Regions from separate parts of the Homo sapiens genome. Here region 2 is linked to region 1. Evidence: read pairs that join two places in POLR2A ChIA-PET (ENCODE). Cell type or tissue: endothelial cell of umbilical vein. All regions are shown on one strand. Region 1 overlaps FMNL2 (formin like 2). Region 2 overlaps FMNL2 (formin like 2).

Evidence for each region. Peaks named below come from ENCODE experiments on the same cell type or tissue, not always from the same donor. Only the 100,000 strongest peaks of a DNase experiment are listed, where the experiment ranks them.
Region 2: POLR2A ChIA-PET joins it to region 1 with 5 read pairs; 3 of 35 experiments call an interaction of 5 or more read pairs at or near these places.

What each region holds. Positions count from the first base shown.
Region 1 is chr2:152,396,704-152,401,703 of GRCh38, reverse strand. The region is part of intron 1 of FMNL2 (formin like 2); the gene reads right to left. Among named protein-coding and RNA genes, the nearest start is that of FMNL2, 64 kb to the right of the region's middle. RefSeq lists an enhancer at 1-155. In endothelial cell of umbilical vein, no CTCF peak of the experiment used is centred here; no DNase peak of the experiment used is centred here.
Region 2 is chr2:152,600,154-152,605,153 of GRCh38, reverse strand. The region is part of intron 9 of FMNL2 (formin like 2); the gene reads right to left. Among named protein-coding and RNA genes, the nearest start is that of PRPF40A, 110 kb to the left of the region's middle. In endothelial cell of umbilical vein, no CTCF peak of the experiment used is centred here; a DNase peak (open chromatin) is centred at 1,993.

The DNA of each region.
Region 1 (5,000 bases):
TGGAAAAAAGCCCCAACCTGAATCAACAGCCTCCCCTCCACTGACCTAACAAGCACACCCAAATCCAAGGCCAATCTCTAAATAAAGATTTCAAATGAAACTGTGAATGCCGCTGACATGGTCATGAACTTATTCTTTGATATTTTGCACAGATTAAAGCTTTTTGCCTCCAAGCACTTCTCCTTCCCCTTTCAAGATCAAAAAGGAAGAATTCTTCAAGCATAAATGACAGGTGGGATTTCAATTCAACTCAACTAACTCATGGGCATCTACCAGGTGAAAAGGCAGTGTGCCAGGTATGCAGAAACCACTAGGACTGTGTATGCCTCCTGTGTCACTTCATTTGGAGGGGTGAGATGTCCAACGTGAACTTTTAGGGACCTTTATTAGGACACACATTTATTTTCTTTGACAGGACACATTTAAATTAATAGCTTCTCCTAAAGGCATTGAAGAACTACATAGGGACTTCTGTAAAATAATACTTTTTGAAACTGATAAATTCCCCAAACTTTCAGAGCTAAAATTCCCTCCACTCCATCCCACCCCAGTGTCCATAAATGCAGTCATATCACAGGCCCAGGCCTGTTGAGAGCTACAATGAAATAGTCTTAGCAGTTCACACTTCTCCTAGTACATGAAACTGTTTCACAGGATAATTCCCAACATCTTCCTACATGTAACTTTATTGAGAACTGAGTCACATACTCCTTGCAGCCAAATGAAGGTTCAACCCTTTTGCTGGCATCGCCTGCCTCCAATTCCTCCCTGGCTGTGGTTTGGGCAGGATACACGTGGGAAGAAAAAAGAAAGAAAACTACAAAATCATTACCCCTAAAGCAGTGGGGCTCAACTATGGGTGACTGCCCCCCAGGGCATATTCAGCAGTCTACAGACATTTTTGGTTGACATAATTGGGAAGAGGCAGTGCTACTCAGTGGCCTATAGTGGGCAGGGACCAGGGGTGCCACTCAGCATCCTACAAAGCACAGGACACACCTATGACATAACAGTTATCTGGTCCCAAATGCATAAATAGTGTTAAGGTTAAGAAACCTTGTTCTAAAGCCATAAAGGAAACAAACTGCACAAGAAAACAGGTAGGTAGAAATATACAAGTTATACTGATTCCTCCTCCATACTCTTTGCAGCATCTTCCTTCTGCCCCCTAAAATTTAAGTTTTGCTCATAAGGCCATACCCTCTGCCTGCTTCCCTTGAATCTCTAAAAGAGCATTCTTTATTTTTTTTATTTTTTTTGTTTTTTTGAGACCGAGTCTGGCTCTGTCACCCAGGCCTGGAGTGCAGTGGCGCGATCTCAGCTCACTGCAACCTCCTCCACCTCCTGGATTCAAGCGATTCTTCTGCCTCAGCCCACAGAGTAGCTGGGACTGCAGGCATGTGCCACCACATCCAGCTGCTTTTTGTATTTTTTATTAGAGACGGAGTTTCGCCATGTTGGCCAGGCTAGTCTTAAACCCCGACCTCAAGTGATCCGCCCGCCTCGGCTTCCCAAAGTGCTGGGACCACAGGCATGAGCCACTGCGCCCGGCCCATTCTTTGTTTTTCAACCCACTTTCTATCTGTTGCCATCTCCAATCTCTATCCAAGATGTCTAATTTTATGATTGATCACTTGCTGTGATCAACCTCAAACTCAACTCATCAAAACAAAATGCATCATCAGGGCTTCTAAGCCGACTCCTCTGCTGCCTGTCCTGTTTCAGTAAATGTCACACCACTTTCCCCAGGACCCAGGTTCAAACCCCAAGAGCCACTTTCATTCCACTTCCTCCCCACCTATCTACTCACACAGTTTTGCTCAGCACTCTTCATCCAGTAGCTAGCACTCCACCTGCCACATAGAACTCACCCAAATATCTAATACATATAGAAACACTATTAAAGACATTAAGGTCATCTTTAACTGCTTCCTCACTTCCCAGCCTCTCAATCGAATCGATTGCAAAGCCTTACAAATTCTGCCCCAAGGTGTAAAGGCACCAATACAAGTTCCCTCCCTAAAGTCTAAATAACCTAATCCATCCCCATACAAATGGCAGATCAATCTTCCTCAAGCATAATCCCCATTATGTCACTACTTCACTGCCAACCCCAGAAAAAAAACTGGTCAACAGCCTATCAAATCCTTCCACCTCTACCTTGACACTGGCAGGTAGGTTCCATGGGTCCAACACCCCATCTCAGGTTCCCCACCCAGGCTTTTGTCTCCTACTTCCTTTCAATACTATGAAGAAAATACTTAATAAGCTGCTCCTCACCCACGTCCAGAGGGACCAGCATCTATTAAAAAGGCACAGCAGAGACCATCCGGGGCTCACAAACTTCTCTAGGCTTCCCCCTTTCAACCATCATTTCAAACATCCTCCCTCATCCTGTGCTGCCACCTTCTACTCCTCCACCCTCAGATCCACAACTTTTATTTGGATTAGTCACCTACCTTCTGATTTCACTTCTCTATCAATGTTCAGCCTCCACCACTGCCACGTGGCAACCCTGGGCAGAGGAAGCCTCACTCTCAAACCCGACCTCAGGTCTGGGATCCCAGCACCAGCTCAGGGTCCAGGGGCAGCTTCTGGGATTGTTTATCACACATCCAGTATTCTTCAGAAAGCCAGTGAAGCTGTCTGCTGCTCTGGGGCAGCACCCAAGTGTTCCTGTCTCCGTGGCCACCACATTCTTCTCTCTTTGGCTCCCATGTTTGTCTCTCCACAACACACTCAATTCCTTCTATGCCCAGCTCAAATGACATCCTCTCCCTGAAGCCTGTCCTAATTTTCCTACCCAAACCAAATACAATTGCCTTCTCTTCTCAATCATCTGGTCATGTTCACCCTTTTTAAAAATAAGTACCATGTTATGCCTTGTATTACATGTATCAGTTTCTCTCTTTATGCCTCAGCGAACTGTACCACTTACTAGCTGTGTGGTCTCAGATAAATCAATCCTCTATACTATTTCTTTATCAATAAACTGGAGATAATGGTGCATATCTCATAACTGTGTATAGAAGATAAAGCCAGATAAAATGTACACATGGCTTAAAACAGTGCCTGTGCATGCAAATGCTACCTATCATTCATGTTTTACCTCCCTCAGGACTTAGAAAAGCCTTACATATTAATTGCTCAAAAAATCAGTTGAATGTTAATCATCCAAAAATCATCAGTTTGAATGTTCAGTCATCCAAAATTCCAATTACTAGAGACCTAGCAGAAAAGAAACAAACATTTCTTGAGGACCTACCAAGTATACCAAGCAATATATAAAGCATCTTACATAGGAGAATTTATAATTCTCGCATCTCTTTGAACTAGATATTATTCTTATTTTACAGATGAGGACTTACAAATTAGGTACTTAGCCTTAAGTCGTGTAACTCATCATATAAAAAATCTGTGCTCTTTTCACACAGCCCACTACCTCCATAATATGGAATTTGCCTTATTCACAGGCTAGACAGCAACATAGCCTGGGGGATACAACAAGGAATAATACTTCAGCAAGTTCGCAGGCCAGAGGACAACATGCTGAGGCTTTTATTTTATTTATTTTTTTTCGAGATGGAGTCTCACTCTGTTGCCCAGGCTGGAGTGCAGCGGCTCAATCTCGGCTCACTGCAAAACCTCCACCTCCCAGGTTCAAGCAATTCTCCCGCCTCAGCCTCCCAAGGCTGGGATTACAGGCACCTGCCACCACACCCAGATAGTTTTTGTATTTTTTAGTAGAGATGAGGTTTTGCCATGTTGGCCAGGCTGGTCTTGAACTCCTGACCTCAGGTGATCCGCCTGCCTTGGTCTCCCAAGGTGCTGGGATTACAGGTGTGAGCCACTGCACCCAGCCAAAGCTTTTATTTTTTTTAAACCAGTGACAACGCTGGCTCACAGAGAAGAATGACATACAAATCAGAAGTTTACAGATTCAGTGGTATTGTGTCCACTTATCTTGAAAGACCTGACCCTGATGGATAGAAGGACCAAAAGAAGGAAAGGTCCATGCTTCTGGGTGTGCAAATAAAAGAAAAAAAAAGGAGGAAGAGAGGGAGAAAAGTAAAGTAGAAGGGAGGAGAGAAGGAGAAAGAGGGAAAACTCCAAGCCACCTGTCTTAGCCAGGAAACTCCCTGAGGTTCACAACCTGAAAGTGTCCTATCACTTTCCCCAGCATGTCTCATTTTGTTTATTTTCTTAAAACATACTGGAAAATTTAACTTCTCTCTTTTGACGTTTTTTATTCTGAAAAGTGCATGAAAAATTCCAGCAGGTAATTCTGACATCCAAAAACCTCATTTTTTTTTTTCCCCCTAACTGGCTCAGACAGATAAAAGGAAAGGAACTGAACTATCCGAATAATTTCCCTAAGTCTTCCCCACCTACATTATGCTCATCCAGTTTCCTTGCAAATTACCCAGGTGAACCATCTGTGCTTGGGACTTTTTTAAATTCTTCACATTGAAGTTCTTTCATTTATTAATGGGAAAAAAAAAGATTTCTTCTCAATTTTCCTCCCTGCATATCCCAAGCAAAGCAGGATTTGGTGAACCCTAACATCCTTAGGTAAAGCAACATTAAATCCAAAATACACGTAACCTTAATAGATCTTTTTCCATCAACGAATTTTACAATAATGCTAATTGCAATTTTAAAGGATGACAACATCTTCTGGATGAGCCACAGAAATAACATATTTAGTCTACAAATTCATGGAATAGTGAACAACATGCCAAGTGCATTCCACTTCCATAGTCTTATGATTCTTTAAGCAAGACAGGCATTTAGAGAGCTTTAAAAATAATGATGAGGGGTGAAGGAGCAGAGCAGGGGCATAAGTTTTTTTCTTAATGATGGAATTTAGGTAATGCTCTTTGAATAACTGTTACTCTAAATGGCAAGTGGAAAGTCACATGAGCATGAATTTAAGACAAAAGAACATCTATACAAAAAGTAATTTCCCACTTAATTTAAATTTCCCTTGAGGAGGGGAG
Region 2 (5,000 bases), 200 kb before region 1:
GGGTTACCATGTTCTGCCCCCCTCCTCAGCTGGCCCCCCTAGACAATCTACAGCAAGTTCCTGGAAATGAAAGGTTTGTTGAAGGGGGTGAGGCAGTACAGGCCCAGCTCCCTAGACTATGACATCAGTCACATCTTACGCCCAAAGAGACAAGCATCTCTTGCCTGCAAAAAGGGATCTGTGGGTAAAAAACCCTGAGGTTTTATACGAAAGGTCAGAACTGCAATGTGAATTTTCTTTAGCAGAAACCCCAATACAGGCTGGGCACGGTGGTTCTCGCCTGTAATCCCAGCACTTTGGGAGGACGAGGTGGGCAGATAACATGAGGTCAGGAGTTTGAGACCAGCCTGGCCAACATGGTAAAACCCCGTCTGTACTAAAAATACAAAAATTAGCCAGGAGTGGTGGCATGCACCTGTAATCCCAGCTACTTGGGAGGCTGTGGAAGGAGAATTGCTTGAACCCAGAAGGCAGAGGTTGCAGTGAGCCGAGATCATACCACTGCATTCCAGCCTGGGCGACAAAGTGAGACTCTGTCTCAAAAAAAAAACAGTGTACTTTGGTCTTGTTGTGGGTGATTGGTAGTGGCAGTAACAGAAGAGGAAAAGAGGCCATCCTGAATTCGGGGAGAGCTACCAGCTCTCCTGAGAAGCAGACCGTGATTCATGTTTGGTTGAGGGGCTAGGCACACGCTAAACTAAATGAGGCAACAGCTGTTCGTGAACAGTGACAACAAAAGCAATTCCTAGGGAGGCAAAGCTCTTCGAAGAATGTTAGAAAGCTGAAAAATGCCTTTTGCATAATCTGATGCTCTCAATTTATGAATTAGACCTACACAGAGATTAGACTTCTCTAACCTGATGAAAGGTTGAGAGAGTGGCAGAACCAAGGCTAGAACCAGGTCCCCGATGGCCAGCCTGAGGTTCCTTCTCCCACATAGCCCAGAATGCCCATATAAACATATTCCATTAAAGAAGGTAGTTAAGGCATTCCAGCAGTATCTGAGACACACAGAGATGAAAAACATTATCACTAAAAGACATAGTCATTATACCATGCATACTTTGACATCCCTGCACCAGAAACTTCCATGGAACCTCGAAAAATGATAGATTCCTAGAGTCTATATTGAGACATACTGAATAAGAATCTCCCCAGATGGGCCTAGAAATCTGTGAATACTTGTGGTTGTTGGACCAGCATCTGGGAACCAATGGCTCATATGATATCACACTGGCTGATTAAACCCTCAGTCTTTCTGATTACCAATTATAAACTGATTAACTAGATCATTAAATCTCCAGCTCATTCAACTTCTAACTGAGCAACACAAACACAGTTACTATAATTGGATATCATAGGAATGCCGCAGGAATGGACCCACTGCCCCTGCATAAGTGCAATGAATAATAAGGTAACCCAAAAATAATCAAGGGGTGCATGTTGGGTCTTAGAAAAAAAAGGTTTTGAATGGCTGGAAAAGCACATGTGGACGGCAACAAACTACTCATAGCCTGTTACTTTAAAAGATGGCATCAAATATAGAACAAGCAACACTAGATTTCATGGTGGATAAGGATCCCAAAAAACACATCACTAGCCTGGCAGATAGACCTGAAGTAGATGTTAAGAAGAGCCTTGAATATATGTGTTTCTTTAGAGAGCCCTCATTCTGTCAACAGACAAATCCCTACTGAGAACATGTGCGTTACAAAACAGAGAAATACCTCTAATCTTAAAAAAAAAAAAAAAAACAGACTTAAATATCTTCTTATTTACAGCTGCTATGAACTTGGCGAAAATAACCCAAATGCACAAAATGACATTATGAATACAAATGCCGGCTTTGGGAAACCTTGAAAGCAACAGAGTGACCACTCTCCATGGTAAGGACTAGAAGGACCCCTACTACCACAGCTCCACCAGACCCAAGGCTGCTTTGCTGCCAATCTCAACTAATGAACTCAGGGTTGTGTTTCCTGACACATTCCACAGGCACAGCAAGGATTCCAGAGCCCCACTTTGTTTCTGAGGAAGGAAAGGAAGCATGCAGGCCAGATTCACATTTGTTTCTCCATTACTTTAGCAATCATTAAACAAGTGTACACTACAATCCCACAGGAAACAGGAAGATATGTTTGGGGAAGGTTGGTAAAAGTTGTGTCCCACATCAAAGGAAAGTTGTCTTCGTTCATACTGCTCACATCTGGAGCACCCCCACGCACTGGGTGAAACAGGACCATCATGGTGGAACATGCTCTCTCCTTTGCGGTGGCCTCTTTAGAAAATCGGTGAGGATGAAAGGAACGAGACACTAATTTTCAGTTATTTTCAGAATCCATGCATTGGCCTGCATGGGAATGAACTCGAGCGCTTCATCAAAACGTTTCTAAGAGCCAGGAGCATATTTGCACGTGTACATCATTACACATTCTATATTGATGGGCATCACTTCCATCTGCCCACAAAGGCCAGATAATACACGGTGCAAAAACTTTTTAATAAAAAAGCTATATTCTTGCAGCTGAAACGTGTCATTCTTGACTTTTATATTCACTGGTATATCTCGTTCTCCCACCAGCTTTGATACCAGTTTCCAAATCAATAACATGTACTCTATTAAGTGGGGTGGGGAGAAAGTTTAAGAGCTACAGAAAAACTGAGCCGAGCAGAGCGGCAAGGAGCCCTTCTGTGCACTGGACTGCCCTATCAGGAATTAGACTACTACTGCTAGCAGCTGGGGCTACCAGCAATTAAGTAAACCAGCAGACAAATAAAAGTATATGCCCTGGAAAAGTATGTACCCTACTGAAAACCAAGAGGCATCTTCATTATAAATCATCTATAAACCGGCTGCAAGTGAATAAATTCACGATCCCAGTTAATGTAAAAATGATCAGGCTCCAATCCTGGACCAGAGACTTCAGTCTGCTAACACAGCCACCTATCTGCCCATCCCTGTGGGGTCCTGCCTAATACAACTGCCTCTCTTTGCACCTTCAAGCTCTAAGACTGATGGGGGTAAAGGGCTATAAGGGTAGAAATGGGACTATGTGGCACATTAGACAAGACTGTAAAACCTGGGTTATAAGTCACAGTTCAGCCACTACCCTGTTGTTAGCTTGGACCATTCAGCAAACAACCCTGGACTTCAGTTTTCACATCTATCAAGTTGAGAGCCTTAGGCCAGGTGCAGTGGCTCACACCTGTACTCCCAGCACTTTGGGAGGCCGAGACAGGTGGATCACCTGAGGTCAGGAGTTTGAGACCAGCCTGGCCAACAGGGTGAAACCCCGTTTCTACTAGAAATACAAAAATTAATTGGGCATGGTGGCGGGCGCCTGTAATCCCACGTATTAGGAAGGCTGAGGCAGGAGAATCACTTGAACCTGGGAGGTGAAGGTTCCAGTGAGCCAAGGTCACACCATTGCACTCTAGCCTGGGTGACAGAGTGAGACTCTGTCTCAAAAAAAAAAAAAAAAGAAAGAAAAGAAAAGAAAAGAGAGCCTTAGATAATACTACTGGTTTGCAAGCCATACTTTAAGAAAGCAATCGGCCGGCGCGGTGGCTCATGCCTGTAATCCCAGCACTTTGGGAGGCCAAGGTGGGCGGATTGCCTGAGGTCAGGAGTTCGAGACTAGCCTGGCCAAGGTAGTGAAAACCAGTCTCTACTAAAAATGCAAAAATTAGCTGGGCGTCGTGGCAGGCGCCTGTAATCCCAGCTATTCAGGAGGCTGAGGTAGGAGAATTGCTTGAACCTGGGGGATGGAGGTTGCAGTTAGCCGAGATCGTGCCACTGCACTCCAGCCTGGGTGACAGAGCGAGACTCCATCTCAAAAAAAAAAAAAAAGAAAAAAGAAAAGAAAAGAAAGAAAGCCATCAGGGTTACAGAGGAAATAAAGGAGAAGAAACTATATGGGTTACAGAGCTTTGGGAGTAAGGGGGAATTCCAAGTCAGGGGCTTGGCCGAGAAAGGGAAAGCCTAAGTAAGGTTCTTGAGAATTCTACCCTCACTATCCAGATCTTCTTTCTTATACTTACTTAGTTGTCTGATAAGATTGCTTTTGAGGGGAAAAAAAGGTTTCATTGCAAATAAAAAATTTGAAAAAAATTCTCTCCCTCAGTATTCTTGAACGTCTAAAATTCTCATCTAGCATGGCAATAGAACATGATATGGCCAAGCTGACTGGCATGGAAGCTCCACAGAAACAAATTCAGAGGAATGCACTTGGCTGTGCTGGCCCTGAATACCAAACATAAAGGTCAAACCACTCTCTTGCCCCATCTGGTTCACTCCTGATTGTGAAGCTATGAAATCCCATACCCTGCACAGATAACGTGGGCCACTCCCAGGACAAGCAAGATTCATTTTCATGTAAAGGAGAATTGAAGCAAAAGCAAAACTTCTGCCAAAAAAAAAAAGCTCCAACTATGCTCTCCAACATCTGTGAAAGACATTTGTGAACAGTGTCCCAAACCATTTGGATCAATCTGGGACCCTGGAGGCAAAGGTGGCTATAGTTTAAAGCATCTCAAAGGGTGGGCGGCGGTTAGGGGATGCTTTCCCTAAAGGCTAATAGTGGAGAGGAGATGGTTTTACAAAAACCTTGGGTATTATCTTGCCAGCCAGATGTTGAAGTGAACACACTCCCAGACTTCAGCCACCTCTCTGTCCCTCTTCAAGGTGAGTAACAGTCTCTGGCTTTCCCCAGCAACAGCTCCCAGGGAACCATGCAAAGTCTGTAGCCAAATTGAGGCCTGACTCTTATGAGATGGCTATAAAATATGCTTCTGGGTTAGTTATATAAAAATTAAAGGCCCTTTGCTTAAGTGTTTCCTTCTTGCCTTGTTGCCTGGCGCCTGCCTCAATACTTTCTTTTTCTCCTCTTACAATAGGCCCCTGTGATCTGCAAGGCTCCCTGCAGGAAGGCACCGTTTTAGAGGCACACTCTATTATGACTGATTAGACGACCCTTCTCGGGGCCTGCCTGAGAACAAAA